2 separate regions of the Mus musculus genome follow, and region 1 is linked to region 2. A link is a loop called in an ENCODE intact Hi-C map of the cell type or tissue named here. Cell type or tissue: gastrocnemius. All regions are shown on one strand. Each heading gives the region's core, and the rest is flanking DNA. Links, peaks and the distances in the headings are about the cores only.

Region 1 (15,501 bases), core at 4,067-12,066, 53 kb before region 2:
CCTCTCAGTTCTCTGGCTTCATCCTCCTGGGATTACAGGCAACATCACCACATCACACTAAACAATTTTGTTTTGTTTTGAGACAAGGTCTCAGCAGGTAGTCCTAACTGGCTTGGCACTCATAAACATCTGCTGGTTTCTGTCTCCAAAAGTTGGGGTCCGCCCCCGTGGGCATGCCCTGCTATACCCAGCCGTTCAGACATGTTTGAAGAAAGGAGGATAATACATACCTAGAGAGGCAGTACTTGAGAACAAAGCATGCTCCAGGCACTCTCTCCTCACAGCCCTTTCTCTGAGGGCTTCCTGACTGACCTCACTCATCCTTCAGGCCTGACTAGAGAGGGCAGAGGTGCCTGCAGAAGCAGCTTGTCCTATTGGAGAGGTGGCAGAATCAAACACGCATCCCCAGGAGGAGTAGACAGGTGAGTTATGCTTAGAGTTAGCTGGCCCTTTTTCAATTTTTATTTATTTTGTGTGTGTGTATGCCTGTAGTTGCATACACAGGTCACAGCATCCCTGTGGATGTCAGAGGACAACCCTGTGGAGTCAGTTTTCTACTTCCCCCTTGTCAGTCCCAGGGACCAAACTCAAGATCAAATATAAGCCATTTCCATGGCCCCTTGGATGCCTCTTTTGTGACCCCAAATCCCTGTGCATTTCAGCCGTCTCTCACTCGGGCTCCCCACTGCTCAACAGCCTGCAGTTGCCCAGCGAGGCCTGGTGGTGGCTGTCAACCCCTCCCTTAGGGAGCAAGGCCAAGCTCTCACTTCTCAGTCTGATTTAGTGGATATACCGGGACTGATGACACATCGGCATGGGATCTTTCTTTTGCTTCTTGGGTAATTGTCCTATTAACAGCTGTCCCAGGCAAGAGAGGGAGGGAGGACGGTGCTTTCCTTGGTGAGGAACGCGCCCTGGATTTTACAAGGTTAATCAGCAGGTTCCAGGAAGGAGCTACTGCACCTGCTCAGACTTGACCTGGAACTCGAGACAGAGAGTGGAGACTGGCTTTTGGTCTGTGCTCCCAACTACTGAATATTAAATAACTCCAAGATTTGCACTCTGCCAGGCCTAAGTTGCCTGCTGTTAGGATTGAGGTTGTCTGCATCTGCAAATCACAGCAAATTTGGGGGGCTCCCCCCTTTCCTTGCTACTATGAAGCAAACCACTTCAAAATACTCTCTCCTTTTTTGGGTTAGTGCTGGGAATCAAATCTAGGACCTTCTGCATGTAATGTGTCATTAAGTTATGTCCCCAGCGTGCTGCAGCCATAGCTGACATCACCTAACTCCACAAACCAGTTTTCTGATCTTTCTCTGTCTCTCTCATACATACAAATAATTATCATACAATTTATGCAGTATACCTGAAGTTGGGTTGTGTCTTAGTCAGGGTTTTACTGCTGTGGACAGACACCATGACGAAGGCAACATGATAAGGACAATATTAAATTGGGGCTGGCTTACAGGTTCAGAGGTTCAGTCCACCATTATCATCAAGACAGGAACATGGCAGCATCCAGGCTGGCATGGTGCAGGCAGAGCTGAGAGTTCTACATCTTCATCTGAAGGCTGCTAGTGGAAGAATAGCTTCTAGACAACTAGGATGAGGGTCTTAAAGCCCACACCCACAGTGACACACCTACTCCAACAGGCCACACCCACTCCAACAGGGGCCACACCTTCTAATAGTGCGACTCCCTGGGCCGAGCATATACAAACCATCACAGGTTCTAAAAGAAAACGATCAGGACAGTGTAGGAAAATCCAGAAGTTCTCCCCACAACTTTCTTACTCTTCTCTAACGAGAGCCTCTCTTCTCAGCACCTGCCATTCCCCCTGTCAGCTGGGACCCTAGAGGGATGGGAAGGAGGAAGATAGTCACTGCTATTTTATGTATGATACTTAGGAATTAGTGAAAGTGACCAAACAGGGCCAGCTGTGGTTTCATAGAACCCAGGGGTGTGGGGAGCCGCCCTCACATTTGCCATTATAAGATGGCGCTGACAGCTGTGTTCTAAGTGGTAAACATAATCTGCACACGTGCAGGGGCAGTTTTCCCGCCATGTGTTCTGCCTTTCCCGTGATGACAACTGAGCCGATGGGCTGCAGCCAATCAGGGAGTAATACGTCCCAGGCGGAGGATAATTCTCCTTAAAAGGGACGGGGTTTTGCCACTCTTTCTCTTGTTTTCTCTCTCTTCTCTTGCTTTCTTGTTCTTGTTCTCTCTCTTGCTCTGGCTCTTGCACTCTTGCTCTCTCTTGCTCTGGCTCTTGCTTCTTGCTCCTGAAGATGTAAGCAATAAAGCTCTTGCGCTCTTGCGCTCTTGCCCTCGCTCTTGCTCTCTTGCACTCTTGCTCCTGAAGATGTAAGCAATAAAGTTTTGCCGCAGAAGATTCCGGTTTGTTGCGTTCTTCCTGGCCGGTCGCGTGAACGCGTGTAAGACAGGGGTAGAGGCACGTGGATGTCCATGAGTACGCTGCATAATGAGCTCCAGGCTCACCAGGGATGCACAGAGAGATCCTGCCTCAAAATAAATAGAAACAAAATAGGAAGCGAGCCAATAATGAAGAAAGTGGTGGCAGCTATTGGGCTGAAGTGAAAGGGTCATCTGCTCTCCAGAAGTTTGAGCAAGGTAGCAAAACCTACATTCAGGGCTGAAATAGGGGAGTTGCTGATTTGATTGTTCCAAGCTAGCCCAGGATACATGTCAAGATCTTGTTGGTAAATAAATAAATAAAATAAATTACGGCCCGCAATGTGGCTTAGCAGGTAAAGACACTGGCTGTCAGGCCTGAGGACCTGAGTTGCTTTCATTCCTGGGACCCACAGGGTAGAAGGAGAAAACCCACGAACCCACATCTGAAACCTTCTCCCCCGTGTGTGTGTGTGTGAGCGTGCGAGCACACACAAATAAACATAATAAAAATGTTTTGAAGAAGCCAAAGAAACAAAGCGGGGTGTGGTGGCGCATGCCTTTAATCCCAGCACTCGGGAGGCAGAGGCAGGCAGATTTCTGAGTTCGAGGCCAGCCTGGTCTACAGAGTGAGTTCCAGGACAGCCAGGGCTACACAAAGAAACCCAGTCTCGAAAAACCAAACCAAACCAAACCAAACCAAACCAAACCAAACCAAACCAAACCAAACAAAAAAAACAAACAAAAAGGATCTCGTATTTAAGTATCAAGCCTGGTAATGCTGCTTGAGAGGCTGAGCCAGGAGGATTGCAAATTTAAGATTTGCATTGGCTGCAGAATGAGTTCAAGGGCAGTCTGGCCAACTTAATGAGACCATGTCTCAAAATAAGGAGAAAGAAGGCTAAGGATATAGCTCATTGGTAGTTGCCTAGCATGTGGAAGGCCCTGAGTTCAATCCCTGGTACCACAATACTGAAACTCAGTTAGACACTGTTCACTTCTATGATTTTAAAATACATCCAAATTTTTTTTTTACATCCAAATTCTTGAATAGAGTTGGTGCACCTCTTGGAACCCACAAGAACCATTGCCAACACCCAAAACTTAACCTGCTGGTTCTGCCAACCACCAAGATACAGCAGCCACACAGAAGGAGAGTGCCTGAGACGTTTATATGGTTTCTTGCTTCAAGAGCTAAAGCCAGAGAAAGTTTCTGCTCCTGCACTAAGGAGGCAGAGGCAGGTGAATCTGTGAGTTCAAGGCCAGCCTGAGCCCGGCATGGTGGCGCACGCCTTTTATCCCAGCACTCGGGAGGCAGAGGCAGGCGGATTTCTGAGTTTGAGGCCAGACTGGTCTACAAAGTGAGTTCCAGGACAGCCAGAGCTACACAGAGAAACCCTGCCCCAAAAATTTAACAAACAAAAGATCCTGCCAAGTGGCTGTGTTTCAACTTGGTCTCACTGAGCCTCTGACTCCAGGTCCCCACACCTGGCACAATGGGACTCCCCCTTCAGGTCTCAGCTCTCCATACTTTTGCCCTTCATGGTCATGACTAAAAAAGGTACTCTGTTTACAACCTTCTGAGACACCAAATGACTAGTTTCTTGGCAAAGATGTGGATGAGGGGCTCATTCTGGCTGGGAAGGACTTTGGTGCTGAGTATCAGCTTGCAGGAGTTATAGTGCTGGTCTCTAGGGAGACCGGCATAGCTATCTTCTCAAACTGTATCACTACCACCAGGATTAGCTGCTGAAGCTCTGTGCAGATCACCCGGTGGGAACCTCCCTTCTCTCATCCTGGCACACCGCTTCCTTGTTTGGAGACTACCAATGGTTTGGATGGTCCCAGTCTTCAGTGGAGGTTAGGATCAGAGAAAGGACCACCTCAAGCAGAGGGAGATGCGTCCCACCTCTGGGTGAAGAACCTTGAGCTTGCTGCATAGGACAGGGGGTGAGGGGTCAGGAGGGGTCATGATGGGATGCAGCGATGGGATGCAGCCTGCAAGGGACACACATGTGGACCTTTTGTAAACTGTGTCTTCATCCTTTTTTTTCACTTATAGCAATGTTTATTTCGTGGTCTCAATAACTTAGTGGCTAAATGGTCTGCTTTCTTGTTTTCCTCTTTCTAAGTGTGGAAATTAGTTCTTGGTTTGTTTTTTTTTTTTTTAAGATTTATTTATTATATGTAAGTACACTGTAGGTGTCTTCAGACACTCCAGAAGAGGGTGTCAGATCTCGTTATGGATGGTTGTGAGCCACCATATGGTTGCTAGGATTTGAACTTCGGACTTTCTGAAGAGCATTCGGGTGCTCTTACCCACTGAGCCATCTCACCAGCCCTAGTTCTTGGTTTTATTTTGGGACAAAAGTTTGAGCTCTGGCAGCCCTAACAAGCCAGCCTCTGGGATCTGTCTCAATATGTCAGAGAGATGAGTGTATTAACCACCTTTCTTATTGCTGTGATATTTCCGCCATGGCCAAGGTAACTTAGAAGGATTTGGGGCTTACAGCTCCAGACGTCTATTACCATCTCAGCAGGGAAGTGTGCTACCAGGCACATAAGGCAACTAGATCTGAGAAACTGAAGAACTGAGGGCTCACATCTCTAACAGCAAACAGCAAACAGACCACTTGAGTTTGAAATGGAAAGTCTTCTGAAACCTCAAAGCCCTGCCCCAGTGATGTAATTCCTCCAGAAAGGCCACACCTTCTAGGCTTCTCCAAATAGACTTCTACTAGGGACCAAGTACTCAAATGCCCGGACCTATGTGGGTATAGTGTGGGTATAGGGGAAGCACCTCATTCCAACACTGCAAGTGACAGTGAAGAGCAATAACTCTTAACTGAGAACTGCCCCCATTTGATTAGTTATGATTGGAGCACATTTTAGGGGTCTGGAACAGGACACTTAACAACTGCTAGTAAGAGACTAACTAAACAGATTAGATATAAAATGGAGGGGGAAGCCAGCCTGGTCTACAGAGTGAGTACCGGGACAGCCAGGGCTACACAGAGAAACCCTGTCTCAACAAACCAAACCAAACCAAAAAACCAAAAAACACTATGGTAATTTTAAGAGCTTGTCATAATTGGCCCTCCCTTTTAAGAAGGGGAACTGAGTGACTTGATTTTTTTTTTTTTTAACTTTTCTGTTTGTCTGCTTCTACTTTTGTGTATGCCTCTAAGCCCATTGGGGCCCTGACTGCGCTGTGAATGCACTGTAGCTGAGGGTGGTGAAGCACACCTGTAATACAGGCAGAACCGGGGAGGCAGAAGCAGGAGGCTTGCCCTAAATTCCAGGGCAGCCTGGGGCTATAGAGGGAGAAACTGAGAAAACAAAACAACCTACTGTACTCTGAAAATGCTTCTATTTTTTGCAGGAGCTTTGAATCATGGGGTCTACCTGCTTTTCTTTTCTTTTCTTTTTTTTTTTTAGATTTATTTATTATTATATGTAAGTACACTGTAGCTGTCTTCAGACACACCAGAAGAGGGAGTCAGATCTCGTTACGGATGGTTGTGAGCCACCATGTGGTTGCTGGGACTTGAACACTGGACCTTTGGAAGAGCAGTCGGGGGGGCTGGTGAGATGGCTCAGCTGTTAAGAGCACCAACTGCTCTTCCTAAGGTCCTGAGTTCAAGTCCCAGCAACCACATGGTGGCTCACAACCATCTGTAATGAGATCTGACTCCCCCTTCTGGAGTGTCTGAAGACAGCTACAGTGTACTTACATATAATAAATAAATAAATATTAAAAAAAAAAAAAAAAAAAAAGGAAGAGCAGTCGGGTACTCTTACCCACTGAGCCATCTCACCAGCCCCTACCTGCTTTTCTATTGCTAGAACCTTTTGTTTATTGCAGCAGATTAAACCCAGTGCCCCTTGCACGCTGGGTAAGTACTCTATCACGTTTTCTTTCTTTCTTTTTTTTCTTTTTTGTAGTTAACATCTAGGTTCCATGCTTCCGTGTACTTTTTGTTTGCTTGTTTTGTTTATGAGCAAGGGCATGCATGTGGCCCTGGCTGTTCTGGAACTTTCTATGTAGCTCTGCCTGTTCTGGATGATTAATTATTTCTCCAGCGGTGAAACGAGCCAACTCAAGCCAGATCAGGGTATATGTAAGCAGGTTTATTGGGAAACTGCTTCCAGGCAGGTGAGTTCACTGGTCCGGAGCCACAAGGTCAGGGGGAGGGAGACAGAGGGGAGGGGAGAAGAGAAAGAGAAACAAGTGCAGAGGGAGAGAAAAGAGAAGGGAGGGGCCAAGAGAACTAAATGTCTGGATTGTACAGGGAAGAGCCTGTGGGGAGTCTGTGTAGAGGGTGAGTATGCCAGGTAAGGACTGAGGAATGCTGGGAGGACCTGGAGGCCAGGTCTACTTTGTAAAGTAAAATAACCCCTCTGAAACCCAACACTTGTAGCCCTGGCTGATCTTGAACTCTTCGTACATGAGAATGCCCTTGAGTTCACAAAGATTCCAAGAGTGCCAGGATTAAAGGCATGGGACACTATGCCTGTTGTTTTGAAGACCCAACAATTAATACACAAATGTCTAGTTTTCATAAATTTTGTATTCTAGTAATTTATTGGGACACACTAAAAAACGATGAAGTAAAAACAGTCTTTGAAAGTGTTAACTAGCTCAAAATAATTTGTTTCCATTTAAAAAGGTATGTGGTAGCTTAATAATTTTTGTAAGAATCAGTTGAATTCTTGGTGCATATTATATCTGTGAAACGTACTTTACATTCTGAGAACCCCTCCATATTGGTGCTAACTCTCCTAGCACAGCGTGAAGTGAACTTATCTGCTGCATTATCAGTTGGCCTTGTCCTTAATTGCACAAGGACAGCGAATAATGAACTGTCAACTAGATTATGGCCTCTTAAAAGGAGACAAGAACTCAGTTGGCATCTCACCTCTGTCCCACAGCTACACAGTACAAACTTCAATACAATGATTTCCTACATGTGGTCTTCGGACCAGCTGTATCAGAATTACTTATAGGGAACGTTATCAGGCCCCTACCACAGGGTCACTGAACAAGAATCTCACAAAGGCTTTGTAATTTGGAATCTAATAAATGATGTTGAGAGCACACTTATATTTGAGTCACAAAAAATGTTTTGGTACTATAGTTGTATGGGGAACTCTGGCAACGATGGAACGTTCCTGAAAAGCAAAAACTAAGCTGTGTGCGAGGTTAGAGGAAGGGGAGGGGCTCTTCCCGGTGTTTCTTTGATGGCAAAAACGAGTTACTATGTCCTATCTATCACACTACCAACATTTCTCTAAGGCCCTCGTCTGCCCCGCAGTTTCCACGACCTGACTGTTGCCTGGGCTACAAGATGCCACCCTTCCTGCCTGACGAACAGGTTACACCAGGCTCTAAGGCAGACAGGGGGTACCGGTTTCCGTTGCCAGGACTCAAGATGGCGACACGAACGTCGCGACCATCAGAGCCACATGCTCCGTACTCCGCCTCGGCCCCCCCCTCGGATCTCACTGGACTTTTACAAGTCACCGTGGGGACCCTCAAGGACGGAATCTCGGGCTCCGGCGTCAATGCTCCATTATCTGCCTTAAAGGACCGCATTCCTAGGCACACAATGAGCTAGAATCACCTAACTTACAACACCGCCCACCTCCAACCCGCAGCGGAGAGGTTCAGAATGCCGGACACTAGGGCCTTCGCCTCACTCATTGGTGGGTCCATACCGGGGGGCGGGCCTGCACACTCATTGGACTTCTCTCCACGTCAGTCTCGGGAGGACTGTGCCGAGTGGGCAGACACAAACTCGACTATTGGGTTTTCTTTGCTGTCAATCAAAGTGACATCCGGTGACGACTCTAGTCCCGGCTATCTGATTGGACCAACTGTTTCTGGGGTGGCCGTGGCGGGCGGGTTTCCGAGTGCAGTGGAAGGAGGGGGCGGGGAGGGAAGCCGAGGCTGGGCGCTCCAGGCCGGCCGGAGGTGGCGGCGACGGCGGCGGTGGCGAGGCCGGGACTTGGGCTGAGGGCCTGCTGTGGCGGCAGCGACAGACTGTGACCTCAGCAGCGGGTACCTGCTCTAATTCCCTTCCCCAACGAGATAGCCGCGGTGCAACAGGGCCGAAAGCTTGTGGGATAAGGGGCGGCGAGATGTGGTTGAGGAGCAGGAGGCGGGACCCGGGAGGCCGAGAGGGGTCTTGATCGGGCTCGGGCCCTGGACACGGCCGGAAAGAAACGCGGGGCCGACCAGAAAGCGTGTTCCTGGGTGGGCTGGACTGAGAAGGGCCGAGGGCATGGGAGGGCGTGGTGAGGCTGGGCTCGCGAGCGGGGTGGGGCCTGGGGAACGGAGGGCGGGGTGAGGCTCGCTTTTAAGGGTGGGTCAAGGCCAGCAAAGTAGCACTTGTCGCTCCGTGTCCCAGAAAGCTTGGAGGCGCGTCGGCGAGAGTGGGCATGGCAGCTTGGTCTCATCCAGACTCGGGTACGGCAGGGTGGGACCGGACTGGGGCCGGAGCGCTCTCTCTTTGGCCTTGTGGGCTTTGAAGAACTTTGTCTGCTCTCTCAAACTTTAAGTGGCTCTTGGGAAGTTTTAGTAGTAAATTGCGCGAGGACGGGCGGGTTTCAAAAGCAGGGATGTTTACTCAACCGAATGAGGGTATTCGTGGGTGTGTGTGTCTCCTACGTGTCGCTCCCACTTCACCTTTAGAGCGAAGTTGATAGTGGGCCACAGTAGAGGAGTTTAGGAATTTAATGGAAGCTCAAAAGTAGAAATCAGAAATGGGAAGGCAAATTTACCTTCTCCCCACTTGGCAAGTGAGATCGAGAACTTGGCCATATCCTTCTGCTTTGGCTCAGAAGGTCATGTGAATAAAGCTAAAACCTGTGAATTCAAATTCCAGGTGGAGCACGGCTCCACAATCTTCCACTGTCCTCCTGTACCCTACCCTGTTCTTTTATTTTGCCATACTGGGGATTGGACCTAGGGCCTCTAACCAGGCACCCGTGATCTGTATCCTTGTCCTGGACATTCTTTTATTTTACTATTGAAACCAGGCTGGTCTTAAACCCCTGATCTTAACGTTTCAACGTTCTGAGTGGCCTGTGCTATTAGGCTGGTCTTTTATTTAAAAAAATAAATTAATTAATTAACGAATGAAAGAATGATAGGAAAGGGGAAATGAGATTTCAAAAGTTGGAATAACAAAAAGGCATATGAAATGGAGGCCTGAACATTTTCATGTATTTTTTCACAGTCTCTCAGTAATAATCTCTGTCTTCTCTTTAGAGTTGGAAAGGACAATGACATGGGAAACCAAATTTTTTTAAGGATAGGAAATGGACTTCTTGTGCTAAAATTAGAAACTGGGTAATGTGTTCTATTAAGAGTGTTGGTAAATGAGACAAAGTGTAAGAAAGTTTTGAATGCCTTGCACGCACAGTCTGCTTCAAATAAGACCTTTTAGGAAGTGTGGCAGATTTAATATTTAGTATTTAGGGTGCTTCTTTCCTTCCTTTTCCTTTCATAGTTGGCACAGCAGGTTTGGCTTGGCTTTTCCGTGTAAAAGTAACCTTTACACGTGTTTCCTACTCTCTGCCCGAGCTTCTTACCCTGACCATGAAGTGAAGAGTGTGGAATCTTATCTTGTTGTTCTGTGATTCCCATTTCAGGGTTCTCTGGAAACCCCCCTGGTAAGTGCAGAGGAGGCGGGACACTCTGACCCAAGACAAAGACCTGTAGCTCCAGCCAAAGAAAATAAACCTTAGGAAGGAGAAGGGGGGGAAAAAAAAAAGGAGGAAAGAAAGACTCCATCAGCTGTTGGTGTGAGCAGCCTGCAGTGGATCTCCATAGAGGACAACTAATGTGAATCCGAAAGTGACTGTGTATGGGCTGTGGTGAAGTAAGTTGAGGGCCCTGAGCGCCTGGACTGTGTTAGGAACGATCGAACGGCTCAACTTTGCGAGGTGAGGTGTCAAAAAGGGAAAAGTGAATGTGGCTTTCGCTCCACGGGGTGTGCTGTCGTCTGGGGCCGTCAGGGAGCTCAGCCCTTGTGTTGTGCCAGGGTGGGGTCCAGGGTCTGGCACTGAGGAGGGTAGCCTGCTGGCTGAAGTGGCAGAGCAGTGGCCTTGATTTGTCTTGTGGAAGATTTAAAAACAAAAAAGCATAAATATTCTGGTCCTTCAGCAATGCTTTCTCTGAAGAAATATTTAACGGAAGGACTTCTCCAGTTCACCATCCTGCTGAGTCTGATTGGGGTTCGGGTGGACGTGGATACTTACCTGACCTCACAGCTCCCCCCTCTCCGGGAGATCATCCTGGGGCCCAGCTCTGCCTATACCCAGACCCAGTTCCACAACCTGAGGAATACCTTGGATGGCTATGGGATCCACCCCAAGAGCATAGACCTGGACAATTACTTCACTGCCCGGCGGCTCCTTAGTCAGGTGAGGGCCCTGGATAGGTTCCAGGTGCCTACCACTGAGGTCAATGCTTGGCTGGTCCACCGAGACCCGGAGGGGTCTGTCTCTGGCAGCCAGCCCAACTCAGGCCTCGCCCTCGAGAGTTCCAGTGGCCTCCAAGATGTGACAGGCCCAGACAACGGGGTGAGAGAAAGCGAAACGGAGCAGGGATTCGGTGAAGATTTGGAGGACCTGGGGGCTGTAGCCCCTCCTGTCAGTGGAGACTTAACCAAAGAGGTTAGTGGCCCTATGGCGGTGGGCGGGCCTGGACAAGGGGGAGGAATGGGCTGGTTCTGAAGGGTTGTTGGCTCTGCACTGAGTCCTCTGAAGAACCAAATAGGTTGGGGTTGGGTTTGGACCTGTGGACCTGTTTGGGTAGGAATGGCCTAAATTGTCTGACTTCAGGGTTGGGAGCTGGGAAAATTTTTGTTTTGATCCATTGACCCACCTCTGAGGGTACTGTCAGGGTGGGGTGGTTCCTAGAACATACCAGGGTTTTTACTGCTTAGATTTTGGTATGACTGCTAGAGGCCTTAGCTGGGGACAGGGTTATGTTATGATAGGCTTTGAGTGCACATTGTTGCTAAGAAATACTGTGTGGCCTCTCTTGACTTGTTAGCCCCGCCCCCGCCCCCACCCTAAAACACTGTATCCTACTACTGTATCCTAAAGTTCTACAGGTCAGGCTTGTTGTTGTAAACTCCCTTTAGCTCCTGGGCCTGAGCCAAGGGGTAGACTTTGGTAGTTATTTTTGGCCAGCAGAGGCCAAAGCTCCCATTCTTTGCTAAAGGCCTGCTGCAGGGAGTAGAGCAGGAAAGGCTGGAAGCTAGAAGAGAACTGTACTGTGCTCAGCTCAGCTTGATCTGAGCTTAAGAGGTGATCTTTAGCTCCTGGCCCAGGGCTGGCAAACCTGTGGGTACAGAGAAGGATGCAGTTCCTTTTCTTTAGTGATGCAAATAGCTACTGCTGCCCTGTCTGACTACCTAAGTGGTGAAACAGGTCTGATCTGCTACTAGCCCTAGGAGCCCCCAAAAGACCCACTGCTCTCTGCACTGGCCTGGTTAGTGTGGAGGATAGAGCTGCTGCAGAGCTTGGTTCTCTCTGCCCACCATCTCAGACCACGTTTGTCTCCCTTCCTGCATTAGGTCTACTCATTATCTCAGTTGTCTTGATCATTAGTGACTGGTAGAGAGGATGCTTATATTCGATCCGTGGTCCTCATCTAGGGGTGATCTTTGTCACAGCTGTGGGGAAGGATGCTACTGGTACACCTGATAGGCAAGACCAGCAGTGTTGTCTTAAACAGTTTATCTCACCCTGAATTGTTGGTCATTGTGATTGGGAAAGCCGCTCACTCAGATCAGCTAGCTATCCTGGATCTGTGTGCGAGAGGCTGGGATTGTCTGACCATGGAGGTCCGGAGCATTTTTTGCCTATCAGAGATTTTGGTCTTATATCTATCTCTCTTTAAAATTGTGTTATTTTTGAGATGGTCTGGCTGGCCTGAATCTTGCTTTATGTAGGTAAGGGTAGCCTTGAACTTGCAGAACTTCTCTTGCCCTACTACCTTTGCCTCTCCCTAAATGCTGGGATTATCATGAGGCATGTTCTGCTGTCTGGCTTTGTATTAGATTCTTGTAGTGTCGCTTGGCATCTCACCTTTTTTCTGCTTCTCCTCACTCTGTGATTTAAATGGACTTCTGAAGTCCTGAGATCTGAAGAATCCTGTTCCTGCCCCCAAGTGGCATGGGTAGGTCTTCTCCTGAGAACCCTACAGGGTCAGCACTGATACTGTCCTTCAGGGAGCTTTTTGGGGAATATAGAAATTTTTGGATGTAACTGGGTGTGTTGGAGCAGAATAGGATGGAACTTGGTATCTGCCTTCCTTCTCATGGCCGTAAAGAAGGTGTGTTTTCTCTGACCCAGGCCCTACCACTCCACTCCCTCTGGGAAGCTGGGTGGGTCATGCCTGAGGGACCCAGGCTGGGGAGGAGGGAAGGGAGGATTATGATGTGCCTAGAACAACATTTCCTCAGCAACTCAGGGATAAAAATACCCAGGTCCAGAGCATGTGACAGGCACTGCTGGAGCCGGTATTATCCCTGGGGTGGTAGTGCTCCCTGCTGCCAGGCCTGTTCCATGGGCAGCCATAGCTTAGGCCCATGTCAGGGATAGGATTCCCCTCCAGGTTGGCACCCTGCCCAGAGCAAGGGGTGGCCTGTTTACAGCTCTTCCTGGGTTAGAAGCAGGCTGTAACCAAGGGAGAACACACTGTCTCTCTGGCCTGACCTTAGGCTCTGGGGGAGTAGTAGTGAGGAGAAATTTCTATTTCCCCTGAGAAAGCAATCCAGGAAGGCAGAAGTGGGATTTTTAAATTCCAATTCTGTCGGGTTTCCCCCACTCGCACCTCCTGGCCGGCCTGCTAGGAGAGGTGCTAGCCCGGGTTGGGCACCAAATGCTCTCCTTTTCTCCTCCTGACCCCCCAGCCCCTCCCCCAAGTTCTTTAAAAAGCTAAAATGGAAGTGGGTAACTGGCATATCTGCGGCCAGGACGGTGCTCAGCACCTGTCTCCCTAGTGCTGGCTTCAGGATTGTCTCTCCACTTTCTGGTTTTTTTTTTGTTTTGTTTTGTTTTTTGTTTTTGATAGGGGATAGGCCTGGCCTGCACTAACATGCCGTGTGTATGTAATAATGGCTTTTCCCTTTCCTCCAGTCTGGCTTGTTGTAGGGTGACAAAGCTCCTGGGCTTTTTTTTTTTTTGGCTTGGGTTGCCCTGGGTTCCTGCCCAGCCTGGCTTGTGATCCCTAGCCTTGAGGACTAGCCATCGTCTTCTTAAGGAATGGGAAACTCCTTCCACTTCCCAGCAAAGAATTGAGTTTCTCAGGGAAGCTTCTGGAGGAGTGTCTGCCCAGTCACAGGAGTGGGCTGGCAGAGCAAGATGCGACAGGAGGGAGGAAAGTGGCACCCCTTCCCCCAGGACTCTCACTGCACCACCCCAGCTGACTGACTGGGCTGGGTGGGGCTGCCCGCCCCTGGGTGCATCTCCTCAAGGAGACGGAGGCGGCCCAGGGATGGGCCGGTTCCTTGCGGCAGCTTCTCCAGCTGCCCTGGTGCAGAGATTGGCTCCCTTCTGCAGCTAGGTAACAGGCGGTGGGAGGGGATTGGCTCCTTCCGCATCTCCAGCGGAGACTTGGGGGAGGAGATTGGCTCGCGGCGCAGCCTAGGTAACGACAGTGGGAGGGGATTGGCTCTTTCCGCAGCCCCAGCTGCTGACCTGGGGGAGGGGATTGGTTCTCTGCAGCCTCAGCAGTGACCTGCGGGGTGGGAGGGGGAGGGGATTGGCTCCTTGCGGCAGCCTAGGTAACAAGTTTGGGGGGCGTGGGGAGGGGGAGAGGGAGGAGCGGGAGGATAGGCTCAGGAGGGAGTTGCTTTCCTCTGCAGCGTGAGCGCGGAGCATGGGGTGGGAGTCCCGACTCACTGCAGCTTCTGCGGTGAGCTCAGGGTGGGGGCTGCTGGGCGCCTGAGTGGAACTGGGGTTGTGAGGTGGGAGGGGGCTGCTCCAGGATGGAGGAAGGGGGCTGGGCTGGGCCGCCCAGGCAGCAGCACGGGCGGGGCACCTTCCTCGGGCCCCTCGGAGCTACCAAGGGGCCACCCTTCCAGCCTGGTGTGCTTCCTGCAAGCCACGAGCTCCTTGCAGCCCCCTGTCCGGCTTACCGGCACCGGCTGCTCTGGGGCTCCTCTCGCAGACCATGACCCGCCTGGACCGCAGCTCTCACAGTGGTGGGGGCCATGCCAAAGACAGGCCCCTTAACTCTTGGCTGGCTGGTCACCGGGTGGCCCAGCCCCCCTCTGCTCCTGGGTCCAGGGCTTCTGTTCAGGTTGGTGTATGGTGGGAGACTCAAGGGAGAGGAACATGTGGGAGGTCTGGCGGGGAGGGGGTGTCTTAGGATGGGGTAGGTGGTAGTCCCTGCTTTGGGGTAGAGTGGTGGGGTTGGTTTAAAGATACTTTTCAGTGGAAAGTGTGTGCTTTTAAATTTTTGGAAGGAAGGCAACACTTAAGGGTCCCTTCAGGTTTGCTGAGAAGACTCCTAAAGGGAGGGGTATATATAGGAAGTTGAAATGGCTCTATTGGGGTTCTGTGCTGATGTCAGTGGGGGTGGCAGTTGGTGCAGGAACTGTCTAGGAGCCACAGAACAAAGTGGAAGGAGGCATTTTAACGTCCAAGGTTGCAGTCAGCTCAGCAGTGATGAGAGTTATGTCCTTGAGTGGGTTGACTGATGGGGAGCTGGTGAGTGCTGGGGTGTGGTGTGGGAGGGGTGAGGTAGCTAGCGCTGGTGTAAGGGGGTAGCGAGAGATTGGCCTAAGCAAGGGTGGGGTATGTATGTCCTGGGGAGCATCTAACTGTCTGAGGTTCCCTTGGGGTTGAGGCAGCTTGCTGGGATCAGTTGAATTCTGTCAGGGGTCATGAGGTGAGGCTGGGCCTTTAATAGTTGTGGATGTTCAAGCTTACTCCAGCTGTGAGCCAATGAAGGGGGAATGACTGTAGAAGGGCTGAAGACAGCCTGTCGTTGTCATTGGTTGCATCAGGTGGTTGGAAATGCAGGGATTTTCCTCTCTAGGCTACCCCACCCCTTTATGCAAA
Region 2 (15,501 bases), core at 4,928-12,927:
AGATTGTCATAAGTTCAGGGCCAGTCTGATCTACGTTGTGAGGTCCAGGCAGCCAGGACTGTATGAGACCAGAGGGGGATGGGGTGGGTAGCAGGATGGGGGTGGGGTGGAGAGTGGACAGGTGTTTGGAATTAAATCCCCTTACTTCCCCGACGCTTTCCTTAAAGTAGCAGTGTGTTGTTGGGCAGGTGCACAGTCGGCAATCCCAGCACACAAAGGTCTGAGACAGGAGAATGTAAGTTCAAAAGCCAGACAGGGCTACGGAGGGCAATGAGTGAGAACTCAAGAAAACAACAGCAAAGAAACAAGTCACAGGAAGAGTAAAGAAACTGTGATGTTGCAAAAAGAAGAAAGGAGTCCAGACAAAGCTGGTCTCTGCTCTCCGTCCATGGAGTAACCCTGGGCAAACCCGTGAAAAAATGTGAAACTTACTATAGCCCTACTTTATAGCATTTCTGCAGGCATGACAATAATGTTATTTTTATAAAGCTTGGCTGTCCTGGAACTCACTGTGTAGAACAGGCTAGCCTGGAAATCAGATATCTGCTTGCCTCTGACTTCCAATAGCTGAGATTAAAGCCTGTGCCACCACCACTTCACTTTAGAAAGCTTTTTCTCAGATGTAATTTAAAGGTGAGGAAAGTAGAGAACTTATTCTTTCCACACTGGTGTCGGGAATTCTTTGTTTCACTTGAACACAATTTTCTCTTTCCTTCCTTCCTTCTTTTCTTCCTTCCTTCTTTTCTTTCTTTCTTTCTTTCTTTCTTTCTTTCTTTCTTTCTTTCTTTCTGCCTTTCCTCTTTGTTGTTGTTGTTGTTTTTTTTTTTTTTTAAAGATTTATTTATTATAGGTAAGTACACTGTAGCTGTCTTCAGACACTCCAGAAGAGGGCATCAGATCTTGTTACAGATGGTTGTGAGCCACCATGTGGTTGCTGGGATTTGAACTCTGGACCTTCAGAAGAGCAGTCGGGTGCTCTTACCCACTGAGCCATCTCACCAGCCCTTTGTTGTTGTTTTGAGACAAGGTTTCACTATAAATCTGCTGGCCTCTGCCTCCCAAGTGCTGGGATTAAACGCATGCACCACCATGGCCAGGTTGTTTTGTTTTGTTTTGTTTTTTTCTGTTTTTTTTGTTTGTTTGTTTTTGTTTTTTTTCCCAGAGTTTCTCTGTGTAGCCCTGGCTGTCCTAGAACTCACTCTGTAGAACAGGCTGGCCTCGAACTCAGAAATCCACCTGCCTCTGCCTCCCAAGTGCTGGCATTAAAGGCATGTGCCACCACTGCCCGGCTTTTTTTTTTTTAAAGAAGATTTATTTTCATGTGTATTTCATGTGTATGGTTAAGCACATGTGGACTATGTGCATACAGTACCCTCGAAGACCAGAAGAGGGCGCCAGATCTCCGGGGAACTGGAGTTAACTGATGGCTGAAAGCTGCCCTGTGGGTCCTGGGAATGGAGCCTGGACCCTCTGGGAGAGCAGCCGTTCGTCTTTCCCTTTTTCCTTCTTTCCTTCCTTCCTTCTTTCCTTCCTTCCTTCCTTCCTTCCTTCCTTCCTTCCTTCCTTCCTTCCTCCCTCCCTCCCTCCCTCCCTTCCTTCCTTCCTGTATGCTGTTTTACTGTAAGCCAGTGTATATAAAATAGTTAAACCTTGTGAAGCAGAAATCCATGACAAGTAGAAGATTGTACACTATATGTTGTACATATGAATATTTTCTAGAGAAGCCTCTGTTCAGCCTTCCGATCAGTCCTCTTGAATATTCACTGGTTCTTGAAAAGTGGTTTGGGAAGTCTCAAGACATGTGACTAAAACGTGGAGCAGACTTTCTGGGGTCTGAGGGATTCGTGGTCGGTGACACTGCACTTGGCCGAGGGTCATGCTGAGCATCCTGCAGATAGAAGTGCTTTGAGTCTGCAGCTGCCTAGGCAATCTTCATGGGGTTGAACCTGGCCTCCGACTGGACCTGCTGCCCTAGAAAAACCCAACTGGGGGCAGCCATGTGACTGGGGAGCAACAAGTTCAGGGATGGCAGGCTCAGTCACTATGTAGACCAGGCTGGCCCAGAACTCACAGACATGTGTCTGCCTTTGCCTCCTGTGTGTAGGGTCTTCTAGTTTTGAGACAGGCTTTAGTTTCTACCCTGGGCTAGCTTCAGCCTTAGTGTAGCCTGGGCTAGCTTCAGACTTAGTGAGCTGTTAGGTCCCAAACCCAGGGCTAATGGCTGAGATATCTACTAAGCATAAAAGCAGACACTGACCACCATGTTCTCCCCACACCCCTCAGACCCTATCTGTTACAGGGCCTCCTGGCTGGTGCGCTCCACTTACTACTCTAAACCTCTCTAGGCCAGGGGCTGGGCTGTCTTTCCTCTAGTTGCTCTTCCCTCCTATATAATCTAACTGTCTTGGTTACTGGGTCTTTTCTATCCTTTACTGTCCTGGCCTCTTGGTCTAGCTATGCTTCCCCAGGCCCCCAAGCACCCCCTTTCCATGGCTCAGGGGTATGTTCACTCTGACTGTCCTGGATGTCTCTGCCTCTGACAGTTTTCTCCCTTTCAGCTACTTTCTACTCCACCACACCTAGCCGTGTCCTTTTCCTTTTTCTTTATTTGTTTTTTCCATTCAATAATCTCTTGAGTTCCTGATCCTACAGTCTCATCCTCTAAAGAATTGGCATCACTAGGCTTTGAGCCACCAGGCCCAGCTTGGACAGTTACCTGAAATTCAGTTGTTAGAGATTTATTCATTTTGGGGTTAACATGTGCTCTCTTATAAAACGTAATGCTTTTAAGAGACATTTCTTCTCTCTCCTCTGGTTTGTGTGACTTTCACATTGATTTCCTGAGAGTTTGATTAAAATATGTACTTTTAAACCTCATCCTTCTTCCCTCTGACTTTGACTTTCTGGTTTCTTTCTTCCTTCCTTTCTCTCTCTCTCTCTCTCTCTCTCTCTCTCTCTTTCTTCTTCCTCCCCTCTCCTCCCTCCCTCCCTCCCTCCCTCCCTCCCTTCCTTCCTTCCTTCCTTTCCCTCTTTTTAAGTTGTGGGTTCTTTTTTACCTCAGAACTCATGATTAGCCTTCCAGTTCTGGGATTATAGGCATGTGTCAGTAGGTCTAGCTTTTTTTTTTCTTTTTTCTTTTTAAAATGTACATTGGTGCTTTGTCAAGTCCCCTGGAAGTGGATTTTTACTGAGAATTTTGGTTTCTTCCTTCCTTTCTTTCTTTCTTTCTTTCTTTCTTTCTTTCTTTCTTTCTTTCTTTCTTTCTTTTCTTCCTTTCTTCCTTAAGAATTATTTAGGGCCAGAGAGATGGCTCAGCAGTTGAGAGCACTGACTGCTCTTCCAGAGGTCCTGAGTTCAATTCCCAGCAACCACATGGTGTCTCACAAACATCTGTAATGGGATCTGATGCCCTCTTCTGGTGTGTCTGAAGACAGCTACAGTGTGCTCATATAAGAAGTTGGAGATCTCCTGATGATAAAGATTGGACTTGCCCCAAGGAAGCCAAGGCCTCTAATCAGTAGGAAGTAATCTAAGAGGGCTACACCTCCTTTCCCCTCTCACCGTTTTTTCTCTCCTACCTAGTGTTGGGGGTTGGAAGGGATTAGGGTGGAGTAAGGGTTGGAAGGGTGGTAGATAATAGAACCCAAGAAAGTAGAAAGAAAAAATAGACCAATGGAGTTACAGTTGTGAGCTTCAATGTTGGGAAATTGAACCCTAGTCCTCTGGAAGAGCAGCCAGTGCTTTTAACCACTAGGCCATCTCTCCAGCCCTTAAATATATTTTATACACAAAGTCAGGAGGTATTTTTAGCATGTCTGCATTCTGCCTGGGACCCGCATGAAATCTCTGCAGCAGGGTACTGATGCTCAATATGTTTTGAGTATTTTTGAGTGTGAATTGTTCCAGTTGCTTAGAACTGTGGTTGTTATTTCCTAGCATGTTTTGTATAAAGATTGGCCCTAACATTAACAGTTAAAATTTTCTAGGCAGGACAGCACATACATATACTGTCAGCATTTAGAAAGCTGAGGCAGGAGAATTATGAAATTCAGGGGAACCTGGGCTGTGTAGTAAAAGCCTAGGCCCCCCCCCCCCCAAATAAAGAAGGAAAAAGAGACACTTAATGAGTATTTGAGCACAGAGTTGGCCATGTAAGGATAATAGAAGTGTTTCCTTTCAAGCAAAAATTTACCTTTGGAAATGTGGTGTCTACCATAGTGAGTCTGACAAGTTCCTCTGAGATCAGTGATGATATTAACATGATTAAAAAGGTTTTTATTTTATTTTATTTTATTTTATTTTATTTTATGAAATTGGAGAGATGTCTCAGTGGTTAAGAACATTTGTTGCTCTTGCAAAGGACCTGAGTTTGGTTTACAGTGCTTGTGTTGGGTGGCTCACAATAAGCAATAAGCTGTAATTCCAGCCCTAAGTCCAACACTCTCTTCTGACCTCAGGGGACTTTAATGTATGTATGTATGTATGTATGTGGGTATATATATATATATATATATATTCACACACATATACATATGATAACACACACATATAGGATATGTGTGTGTAAATGTATTCTCTCCCTACCCCATGTGTGTACCTGTGAAGTCAAGAGGACAACTTGTGGGAATTAGTTCTCTCCTTCACCATGTGAACTCAGGTCACCAGGCTTAGTGGTAAATGCACTTGGCAAATGAGCTATCTCACAAGCCCCTTACTTGATTATTTTAAATTCGGGGCTGGAGAGATGGCTCAGAGGTTAAGAGCACTGGCTGCTGTTCCAGAGGTCCTGAGTTCAATTCCCATCAATCACACTGTGGCTCACAACCATCTGTAATAGGATCTGATGCCCTCTTCTGGCCTGTAAGTGTACATGCAGACAGAGCACTCATGTACATAAAATAATGAAATGCATCAACATGGGAAGCAGACAGGCTATCACACTGTAGTCAGGCTGTTCGAGAACTCACTGTGTAGTCCATCCATGGCTTCAAAGGTGAGGCACTCTTCGTGGTGCAGCTTCTGGAGAAGTCCTGGAACTGCAAGTGTGATCACAACCACGTCTGACTTTTGAGCTCATATTTTGGATACAGTTTCAGATTTTGTTTTGCATCCAACTTTTTCTTGTTTGTTTTTCAAGACAGGGTTTCTCTGTATAGCCCTGGCTATCCTGGAATTCACTTTGTAGACCAGGCTGGCCTCCTGCCTCTGCCTCCCGAGTGCTGGGATTAAAGGCGTGCGCCACCACGCCTGGCTGCATCCAACTTTTAAAGAATCAACACTTGGTGGGAGCTTGCAGTCTAACTCAGTGTTTAAGAGCCTGTGCTGTGGAGGCTGGAGAGATGGTTCAGTAGTTAAGAGCACTGACTGCTCTTCGGAAGGCCCGAGTTCAAATTCCAGCAACCACATGGTGGCTCACAACCATCCATAATGAAATCTGACGCCCTCTTCTGATGTGTCTGAAGACAGCTACAACATACTTAAATATAACAATAATATAACAATAAATCTTTTAAAAAAAAAAAAGCGCGTGTGCTCTTGCAGAGGATCAGGGTTTGGTCCCCAGTATCTGCATTTGCATGAGTAACTCCAGCTCCAGGGACCTGGCATCCTCTGTAGTACAGCCACTTTAAGCATATCCCCAACTAGTTTACAAATAAATGGGACTTGGGCTATGGTTATTTTATTACAATAATGGGGGGAGGGGCTAATCTACTCTTGTAACTGCTGGTCTGGCTGCCTCCCTAGTGGTGTACCCCAGACATTTGCTGTTTCTCCTGGCTATGTGCTCATGTCCCATCTCCCCTCATGGCGGCTTCCTCCTCCTCCTCTCTCCATTCTCTTTCATCCCTCCTAACCTGGTATCTCAAATCCCACCTACCTCTAATCCCTCCAGTAATTGGCTGTAGCTAATTTCATTTAACCAATAGTTTGAAATCAAGGAACAAAGTTTGCACAACAAAAGCTTGTTTAACTCACCTAGTCATTGTAGGTCTCGACTTTCCGGTATAGAATTTAGCATTACAATACATAGCGACCTATCAATCCCTCAAAAATTCCCTTCTGTCCTCCATAGGTACCTGCACACACAAGTAGTACATACACACCTGTGCTCGATCACGAGTGCGCGCACACACACGCACACGCACACTCTCTGGTGCACACACACACCTTTACAAAGAAATCAGCATTTGTCAGCTGAGCGTGATGGTGCACCTGTAGAACCAGGATTGTGTATTTTCCAATGGAGGTAATCTTGGTCTACATAGTTAGTTCTGGGCCACCCAGGTTGGATAATGAGACTTCATCTCAAAATGAAAGCAGAGACAGAGACAGAGAGGGGGAGCACTATTTGATATGTTTTGTTATAGCAAAGGAATATTCCCAGTTGCTGGAGAAAGCCAACCCCCCCCAATAACATTTGTTATTCTTCATCTACCAAAACAAGAGCATGAAAGAGAAATGAAAGAGCAAATAAGAATCCAGCTGTCTCCTTCTAAGCCAAATACTAAAGACTTACAAATTCGTAACACAGAACTGTTCTTGCTTTTTTTGTCTTTGAAAATATAGATTATAAAATGTTAATAGGCAGTCCTTTATTATTTTCATTTTTATTTTGTAATTCTTTTTTTTTAAAAAGATTTATTTATTATTATACATAAATACACTGTAGCTGACTTCAGTCACACCAAAAGAGGGTGTCAGGTCTCATTACAGGTGGTTTGTGAGCCATCATGTGGTTGCTGGGATTTGAACTTCAGTGCTCTTCAGTCAGTGCTCTTACCTGCTGAACCATCTCTCCAGCCCCTATTTTGTAATTCTTTAACTGTATCTATTTGCTTCTCTGTAGTGTCTAGTTTTATGCCTATGAGTGTCTTGTTGTATGTTAAGTGCCCCTCATGAGTGTAGGGCCCATAAGGGTGTCAGAATGCTGGATGAGTGCCATCATGTGGGTTCTGGGAACTGAACCCAGGTCCCCTGCAAGAACAAGTGCTCTTACCTGATGTGCTGGCTCTCCTGCCTCAATCTCTCAATTTTTATTTCTAAGTCAGTGATTTCTACATTAGCAAAAGCTATTAAATGTCCCTATGATTTTAAAAGTTTGTGTAAAAGGATCCTGAGACCAAAGGCCTGAGAAATTCTGTTTTGAATTACATAAATAATATCCACCTGGATTGGTAACTACCATTGTGTTTTGCACTGGCTCTACAAACATTTAGGAGCAGTTCAAGTCAGTGTAGTACTGGGTTTTCATCTGACCCACACTTTTATAAGAGCCCATCTGTTTTTAAGGGGAGTTAGGATTAGAGAAATGACTTTGAGGTTGAGAGTACTTTCTGTTCTTGTATAGGTGCAGGGTTCAGTTCCCAACACCCACACAATGGTTCCAACTACTTCTAACTCCAGTGCCAGGAGATCTAAGGCCCTCATCTGGCCTCGTAGGGTTTCAGGTAGACACATGGTACACAACCTATTTATAGGCAAAACAGCTACAAAAAATAAAAATATTTATTTTTGATGTGTGTATGCCTCGGATCCATTGAAGTGGGAGTTGCAGGAATGTGTGAACTGTGTGAATTTGGGGGTCCTGAACTCATCTTCTGAAGCCATTTTGCCAACTCCTGTCTTGCTGTTTTTGAGGCAGGGTCTTAGGTAGCCCAAGCTAGCCTGAAACTCACTATATAGTTGGCGTTGGCCTTCAGTTCCTGCCTCTACTTCCAAGTGCTGGGGTTACAGAGGTAAAATTAACTTTTTTTTTAAAGACTTATTTATTTTTATTATATGTAAGTACACTGTAGCTGTCTTCAAACACTCCAGAAGAGGGAGTCAGATCTCATTACAGATGGTTGTGAGCCACCATGTGGTTGCTGGGATTTGAACTTCAGACCTTTGGAAGAGCAGTCGGGTGCTCTTACCAACTGAGCCATCTCACCAGCCCTAAAATTAACTTTTTAACAGATCAAGGAGGCTTTTCGTTTGTGTTTTCCAACAGCCTTACTCCGTATCCTAGAGCTCACTATATGTCTTTAATGGCCAAGTGTTAGGATTCTGGGCGTGAGCCACTTCCATTGGCTTAAGAGGACTTTAAGATATTTTTTTTTGTCTTTTTAAAAAAGATGTATTTATTTATTACATGTAAGTACACTGTAGCTGTCCTCAGACACTCCAGAACAGGGCATCAGATCTCATTACAGATGGTTGTGAGCCACCACGTGGTTGCTGGGATTTGAACTCAGGACCTTCCGAAGAGCAGTCGGGTGCTCTTACCCCCTGAGCCGTCTCTCCAGCCCGGACTTTAGATATTTCTATAGTAAGCATTTTCACCGGCTTTTTCTTGCTTACTAACTGTATGATCCTTCTTTGGGCTTGACAACTGTTGTCAACTTTCTCGTCTGCTGTTGGGATAATCTGTGGGTTTTCCAAATCAAACTGGCAGTGCCCTTGACAGTTTAGATGGGGAACTGCAACCTCTGAGGTTCAAACCCAGACTTTCGAGATCTTAGATCTTAGTAAGGCTTCAGGAACGCGAGAAACCTCCCACACTTACTGCTCTTTAACACCCTGAAGACGTTTAGGCTCCTAAGATGCTTTCGTCGGCCTTCAAACACGTTCCCTGAGCGCTGATTGGCCCGCCTAATGGCGGTGGGCGGGACACGGCACCGGAGTGGACTTTGCGGGGTCTCGGTCTTTGCGCTCCGCCTCCCGCGCCCCCTAGCGATTTCCGGAAAGATGCGGATTTCAGCTTAGGCCTGGGCGGGATGGAGAGCCTCCTCTGACCAGCGATCGCCACTGAGAGCCCTGGTCTTCAGGGGTGGGGCGTCCGGGACACTCAGGATTGGCCCGTCGGGAGCCGCCTCCCGTCGTGCACCGGGGCACCGGCGACTCACCCGGAAGGAGAAGCCGGTATCGGACTATATGGTGCGGTGCTGGTGGTGTCGCTGTGGAGAGCTGCTGCTGCTGCTCTCAGGTGAGGGGGCGTGGGCGTGGCCGCGGCTCGTAGGTGCTGCTTGGGAATGGGATGCTGGCTTGAGCCGTGGTGGTGGCATTTGAGTGATGGCCTCGGTTGACACACTAGGGAGGGGGCTGCCTTACTGCCTGGTATGAAAGTGAGGGCTTGCTGGGACCCAAGAAGAAAGGAAGCCTGGCTTTTCAATATACCTTGAAAATCGTCTTTCCGTCCCGATTTAGCCGGGAAAAGAGAAGGACCGTTGGGCTGGTTTCCATCTGAGTTTGCTAAAGAATGGAAAGGAGTGGCCGGAGTCAGAATTAGGGATGTCTACCCAAGTGGCCGGCAGTGGAAGGGAATGGCAGATATTTTTCGCAGATACTGGAAACTATGCTCTTCCTTTGTTACTTGCAGGTGAAAGGAGTGGGTTACCGACTGAAAAATGAGAACAGCTGCTTGATGGACGGGACAGGTTTTCTGTCAGGCGGAAGAGCTTCCTCGAACACCTGTGGGTATTTAGGAAGGCGAGGTTTTAGAATTGCTGTCTGTTGACACCAAAGGCTCAAGAACGAGTAAGGAGGGGCGGGAGACTCCTTGGTGCAATCTTTTTTACAGCCTGATGTGTTTTTTACGTGTCCCTTGAAGTAGTTTTAAGAGGCGGAGAAAATGAGAAAGCTTTGAATTGCTCCCCTGAATTAGCAGCTGTGAGCTTTACAATGCGTCAAACTTTGTACACACCAAACCCCTTGGCTCTTTCCCGGGACTATGGGTGCTGGTACTGCCGAGGGAAGCAGTGAGCGCTTCAGATGGGATGGAAAAGGCCCCGGGAATGTAGTTAGCATGGAGTAAGTTTCCTCACCTTTCGAGGTTACTTGACTCTGCCCTTCCTTAATGGATGCACAGATCCACCTCTTTGGACGGGTCATGGAGGTGAAGTTAAGAACTTGCTGTTTCTCCAGGAATAACGACTGAGAGTGGTGTCGTTGGGAAGGACAGTGATGAAGAGCAGTGGTTGTTGGAAACGGAGTCTGCTTTTTGCAGTCTCAGTGTCTTAGGGGAAATTGACCACCAGAACCTTCTTAGTGCCTTTTACGCTTAGCCTTGAGCCTACAGAGACCCAGGAGACTTGGAATGTCTTAAAAGACAGTTTATTTGTTTCTCTATGACATTAGCTCCAAAACAAAGGAGAAAAACTTCCACATGGGGGTGCTGCAGGCCCCTAGCAAACTCTTTATACCAAACGTCTGATGAACAGTTACTGAACTAGAGTCTTGAGTTTCACAGACTTTTCCAGGCAGAGTGGTGTGATCTCCCCTAAGTGGATAGATGCCTTTCTTTCTTGTCATCTTTTCTGTTGTACTACAAACACAAACCAAACCAAACAACAACAACAACAACAAAACCACTTAAGAATATTTAACTTTCTGTTCTTCCGTTGGCAGTTTAGCAAGCGCCTAAGAGGAGAAGAGAGGGGGAAATCCCAGCAGGCTAATTAATATTCACAGAAAGCCTGTTGGTTTTGGTCACAGATCTTTGTCTGTACCCGTCTGGACTGTCGGACTGGGTTATTGGGGAATTGAGATTTCCTGCCTTTCAGTCTAGGGCCTCTTGGAGGTGGTGACTGCTGCGGATGAAAAAAATCAGACTGTCAGCAAGAATGCTGTTTATTATGGTGTTGAAATCACAAAACCTCGGGTTTGCTCCACAGTTCAGCTCTGTTTTGTTATCTGCCATGCAGCTTTGTCCCCGCATGCCATGTCTGTCTGTAGAGAGACCTTCTGGGATATTGGGAAGAATTGCAAAAGCTGTTTGCTTTGCTAATTTCATGCCGTAAACGAGTTTCCCTTCCTTTGAAACATTAGCCCTATGTTAGCAAAACATAAAATAGACGGAAGCTCATTATGCACTCTGCTAATGGTAAGGCAGAACTAATAAGAGAATGTGTTTAAAATTAATTGTGGGACTGTAAAAAACGAGTGGGTGTGCGGATGGGCATGGGAGGAGGAGAGAGGGAGAGCTTAGAGAGAGCCTTGTTTTCCCAGGAGCCAGCCCGCATCATTTGTTGGCAGTACATATTGGCTGGAGTCAGTTTTCATTTCAAGGTAAATTGGAAAGGGAAATTAAACCTTATTGTTCTGCTCTTAAGAGAGAGGAAGGGGGTGGAGGCGGCAGCCAGGGTGGCTGCAGTTGGAGCGGCTCTAGGAGTAACAAGATTAGTGCTGTATTTTAACAGAAGGTGACATCATGGGCCCCTTTGGAATCCAGTAACCCTGTGTTCCAGCCTTCATGGTCCCCGTGTTGGAGTGGGCGATGTCGCTGTACGCATAAACTACCACACTGGGGGAAATGAGTGGCTTAGGCTTTAATGAATCTTTACAAAGGAGCGGAATGCATCCTGAGTTGACCTGAGAAGCTGTGGGGTGCTTGGGCAGAGGTACAAACCGGATGGCATGGCAGGATCGCAACTGATTGTAGTGGTTGGCTCCAGGTCTGGAGAGCTAGCTGGTCAGGGAAGGTGGTAAACTGTAGCTGGCCTCTTCACCCCTAGGAGCACCCACCTGTATGGAGGTGACTTTGGTTAGCAAGACGAAGAGAGATTGGTATTTGTAAGGACTTGGTTGTCTCTAAATAACCAGGAGGGGGTGCTGGTAGGCTCCTTTTCAAGGCTCTGTTCCACAAGATTGTTAAGCCACAGTTCTTGGGCAAAAGTTTTACAGTGAAACCCACCTGCCTCTCTGGCCACAACACACTCTCCTTATGCCCCTAGGAGGCAAATTCCCCAGGGTTTTTAGCTTGCGGCTAACTAATGTGGGGTTCCCCCTTCCTCTTTCAGGTTTTACACATAATTGGGGTTGGGGGAAAGTTACCTACCTGGGTTTCCCCACGGGACATCTATTAAAAGCTTTGGGGTTTTGCTCTGAGAGAACCTGGTGAGGATGTGCTAACTGCTTCTTCCCACGTCTCTGCTCCCCCACCTCAGATGTGCCCTTCCCATGGGCTTGTGGTATAGGATGTTGGAGAACCAAGACCTGGAGGTAAGCAGGGTCTCCGGGTGGGTCAGAGTCGGAGGGCCACTTAAGAGGAGGGGACACAGACCAGGCAGTGGTGGTGCACGCCTTTAATCCCAGCACTCGGGAGGCAGAGGCAGGAGGATTTCTGAGTTCAAGACCAGCCTGGTCTACAGAGTGAGTTCCAGGACAGTCAAGGCTACACAGCAGTGCTTTCTCCCCATTAATACTCTTGGTGTTTCTCACGGGCTCACATTAAAGCTAGGAGAAGGAAAACAGTAGCAAGTGTATGTGCGGAGAAGGGAGCCTCCAGTTTGACTAACTCTTCCACTGGTTGGAATGTACTAGAATATAAGCTTTGTTTAAATGAAGGTTTTGGTTGTCACCCAAGAAATGGGGCTCATTAGGAGATTTTCATACATATACACATATGTCCATATATATAATATATTTATATATACATATAATATATATAAAACATATATTATATATATATCATAATGCTTTGTCCTTATCTGTCTACCTTTTCCCCATGCACATTAATCTCAGGGCCTTGCAAGTGCTCAGCTCTGGCATTGAGCCATGTATTTATATTCCTAGCTCTCTTTTATCTTTATTTATTTATTGAGAGAGTCTCACTATATAGTCCTGTTTGGCCTAGAACTTGCCATGTGGACCCAGCTGACCCTCAACTTGATGGCAATCCTCCTGCCTCTTCCTGAGTGTTGGGATCACAGTGGGGAGCCATTGTCCATAGCTGATTGTTGATTGATTGATTGATTGATTGATTGGTTGGTTGATTGAGTCTCACCAAGTTCCTCAGGTAAGGCCTTGAACTTTTGATTCTCCTGCCTTAGCCTTCCAAGGCCTACACTGTACTATTCCGGAGAAGAGGGAATTTCATTTCTTGATCATGTTCTCTCTTAGCACAGAGCCTGACATGCGCCCGTGATCAGGAAATGCTTGTTGAATGAATGGCGAAATGACTGAAAGTTGGTACTAAGGAACTCTGGGTACTGCTGTGTGGTCAGAGCTGCCTTGCAAGCTGGGTGTGTTGCTTCATTGATCTCAACACTGAGGAGGCAGACGGGCGAGAACTGCCACACAGTGAAGGCAGTTAGTCTACCTAGTGAGCTCCTGCCAGCAGGACTCCAAAGCCAAAACCAAACACCATTCTCTCTGTGGGGCTGAGCTGAACTGAAGTTGAAGGGGCTTTTGTTTGTTTGTTTGTTTTCTAATCTGCAGGAGGTGATCACAGTTCGAGTTCAGGACCCCAGGGTGCAGAATGAAGGCTCCTGGAATTCTTACGTGGACTATAAGATATTCCTCCATGTGAGTCAAGCTTTAGTGATGGTGTCAGCTGCAGGGCTGTGGGCTGTGCTGAGGTCAAAAATGGTTTGTGGGTGTTCCCGACAGAAGATTTACAAGAAAGAGTGGGGAGAGGACTAGCTTGAGGGGACACAGAATGGCTTCCAGGTGCCTGGTGGCATCTTGGTCTGGGACCCAGTAGCCTGATAATCCGTCCCCTTAGGGTGGCGGTGGTGAACTCATGAGGGACTAAGGCTTTTCCGGATTTCTCCCCTAGACGAACAGCAAGGCTTTTACCGCCAAGACGTCCTGTGTGCGGCGGCGCTACCGTGAGTTTGTGTGGCTGAGGAAGCAGCTGCAGAGGAACGCCGGCTTGGTGTGAGTTTGCTCTCGGGCCTTCTCAGGTCTGAATGGATCTGGGGGATCACAGGGGAGCTAGGGTTACGAGGGAGAAGAACTTAGAGCGTGGCAGGCTGAGGAGCTTGAGAAATGCTCGCACTCAGGTGGTTATGTCAGTGAAAGGAAACCAGCAAGTCTCCCTCCGTTCATGCCACGTGACCTAGCAAAACTGTATAAACGGGGGGAAAAGTGAATACATACATACTCCCCTCCTCCCACAAAGCAATTAAAGTGAAAAAAAAAACAGTTCTGTGTGCTTTATAACAGAAGTTGAGAATGTTTAACAGTATCCTGCCACAGCTCATCTCAGTTTTAGAAAACTCTGGGGCTGGAGTACTCTTTTGGTTTAGTTTAGTTTAGCTTTGTTTTCTGAGATAGAGCTGGTGTATTTAGCTCCAGCCTGGCCTCAAATGCCCCAGATTCTCGCCCGAGCCCACAGAGTAGCTGAGATGATAGCACGTGGCAGTGTGTCTGACTTGGAGTAGTTCTAATTCATAGGAACGGACCCAGCATCTGCAGCTCACTGTGTGGAGCTGATGCTGGGGACGTGGATGTCCGTCAAAGGGTTGCTGTAAAGCACGAGCTGAGATCAGATCCTTAGCACCCACGTAGAAAGCCCGTGATCCCAGTGCTGAGAGAGAGACAGAGACAGGGAATCCTAGTGGCTTGATAGGCAGCTAGGCGGCTAACGGATGGGTTCTGGGTTCGGTGAGAGACTTACTTTCAGCAGATGAAGTGAGGGTGATTGGGGAAAGACACTGTGTATCAACACTGGGCTCCCACACTATGTGTATGCACACGCTCCCCCACACCAGTGCTCCCCCACACCAATGCTCCCTCACACCAGTGCTCCCCCACACCAGTGCTCCCCCATACCAGTGCAGAGCACAGAATCAGGAGAGCAGGTGGAATGGAGCAGGCCTGAAATCCTCCCATCTAGGAAGCAGAGACAGGGTTACTGGAAGTTCTAGGCCAGCCAGGGCGATAGCATGTCGGGGCATGTGTCAGAAAGTCCCCGAGGGGGCTGGAGAGATGGCTCTGTAGTTAGGAGCACTTGCTGCTCTTGCAGAAGCCCTGGGTTTGGCCAGCCCCACATCGGTTTGCTCACAACTGCCCGTGATTACAGTTCTGGGAGATCTGGTTCTCTTCTGGCTTCTGTGAATACTACATGGTGCACCCAACACTAAGCAAGCGTGTACACATAAATAAAATGTAAGATACTAAGGTCTCCCCCAACCTCCAATAAAAAAGAACTAAAAAAGCAAGTAATGCTGGAAGTGGGCCTACTAGGTGGAGAGCCGTAGCAGTGGGCCTACTAGGTGGAGAGCCGTAGCTGCATGGGTTTGGGTGCTAGCTTTGTTATGTGACACTGGAGTTTCATGTCCCCTTTCTGGTTTTCTAAAAGGAGGACACTAGAGCTTTCTCATGGGGTTTTGAGGAGGATTTCATGCCATGTTTGTGGACATTTACTGCAAAGTGCCTGCCATCGAGCATGCCATCAGTCAGTATTGGCTCTGTCAGGCCCCTTTACCAAAAGACAGCTATGTTTACTGGCCCTCTTTCTCAGGGATTCTTTTGGGCGGGGTTGGGTGCTGTTTCATTTACCTTGGGTGTTCGTTACATTATGATTCCACAGGCCTGTTCCGGAGCTTCCTGGGAAGTCCACTTTCTTTGGCGGCTCCGATGAGTTCATTGAGAAGCGACGTCAAGGTCTCCAGCATTTCCTTGAAAAGTGAGTGGACATTTAGGACAGCCCACCATTGTGGAAGCGAGGCCACAGATTTTTACTTGCGCCCTTCCATCTCCAGAGCAGGGTGAAGCCAAAGCTCAGCTGGGATGGGG

Evidence for each region. Hi-C counts contacts between places; a loop is a spot of excess contacts. Peaks named below come from ENCODE experiments on the same cell type or tissue, not always from the same donor. Only the 100,000 strongest peaks of a DNase experiment are listed, where the experiment ranks them.
Region 1: it touches region 2 in a loop (4-fold over the local background); 9 of 42 quality-filtered maps call a loop at or near these places.

The regions. Positions count from the first base shown.
Region 1 is chr11:96,822,794-96,838,294 of GRCm38, reverse strand. It overlaps Nfe2l1 (nuclear factor, erythroid derived 2,-like 1), which reads left to right and starts at 8,327. Exons shown (of 5, transcript NM_008686.3): 1 at 8,327-8,476; 2 at 10,072-11,097. The coding sequence starts at 10,588. In gastrocnemius, for the core only: a CTCF peak has its summit at 8,846; DNase peaks (open chromatin) are centred at 7,872, 8,197, 8,676 and 10,925; H3K4me3 peaks cover 4,844 bases; H3K27ac peaks cover 4,935 bases.
Region 2 is chr11:96,770,919-96,786,419 of GRCm38, reverse strand. Snx11 (sorting nexin 11) reads left to right here and starts at 8,865. Exons shown (of 8, transcript NM_001163389.1): 1 at 8,865-8,965; 2 at 9,359-9,452; 3 at 11,925-11,979; 4 at 13,198-13,284; 5 at 13,538-13,638; 6 at 15,296-15,391. The coding sequence starts at 11,938. In gastrocnemius, for the core only: CTCF peaks have their summits at 8,717, 10,126 and 11,575 (motif pointing right); a DNase peak (open chromatin) is centred at 8,738; H3K4me3 peaks cover 3,709 bases; H3K27ac peaks cover 4,264 bases.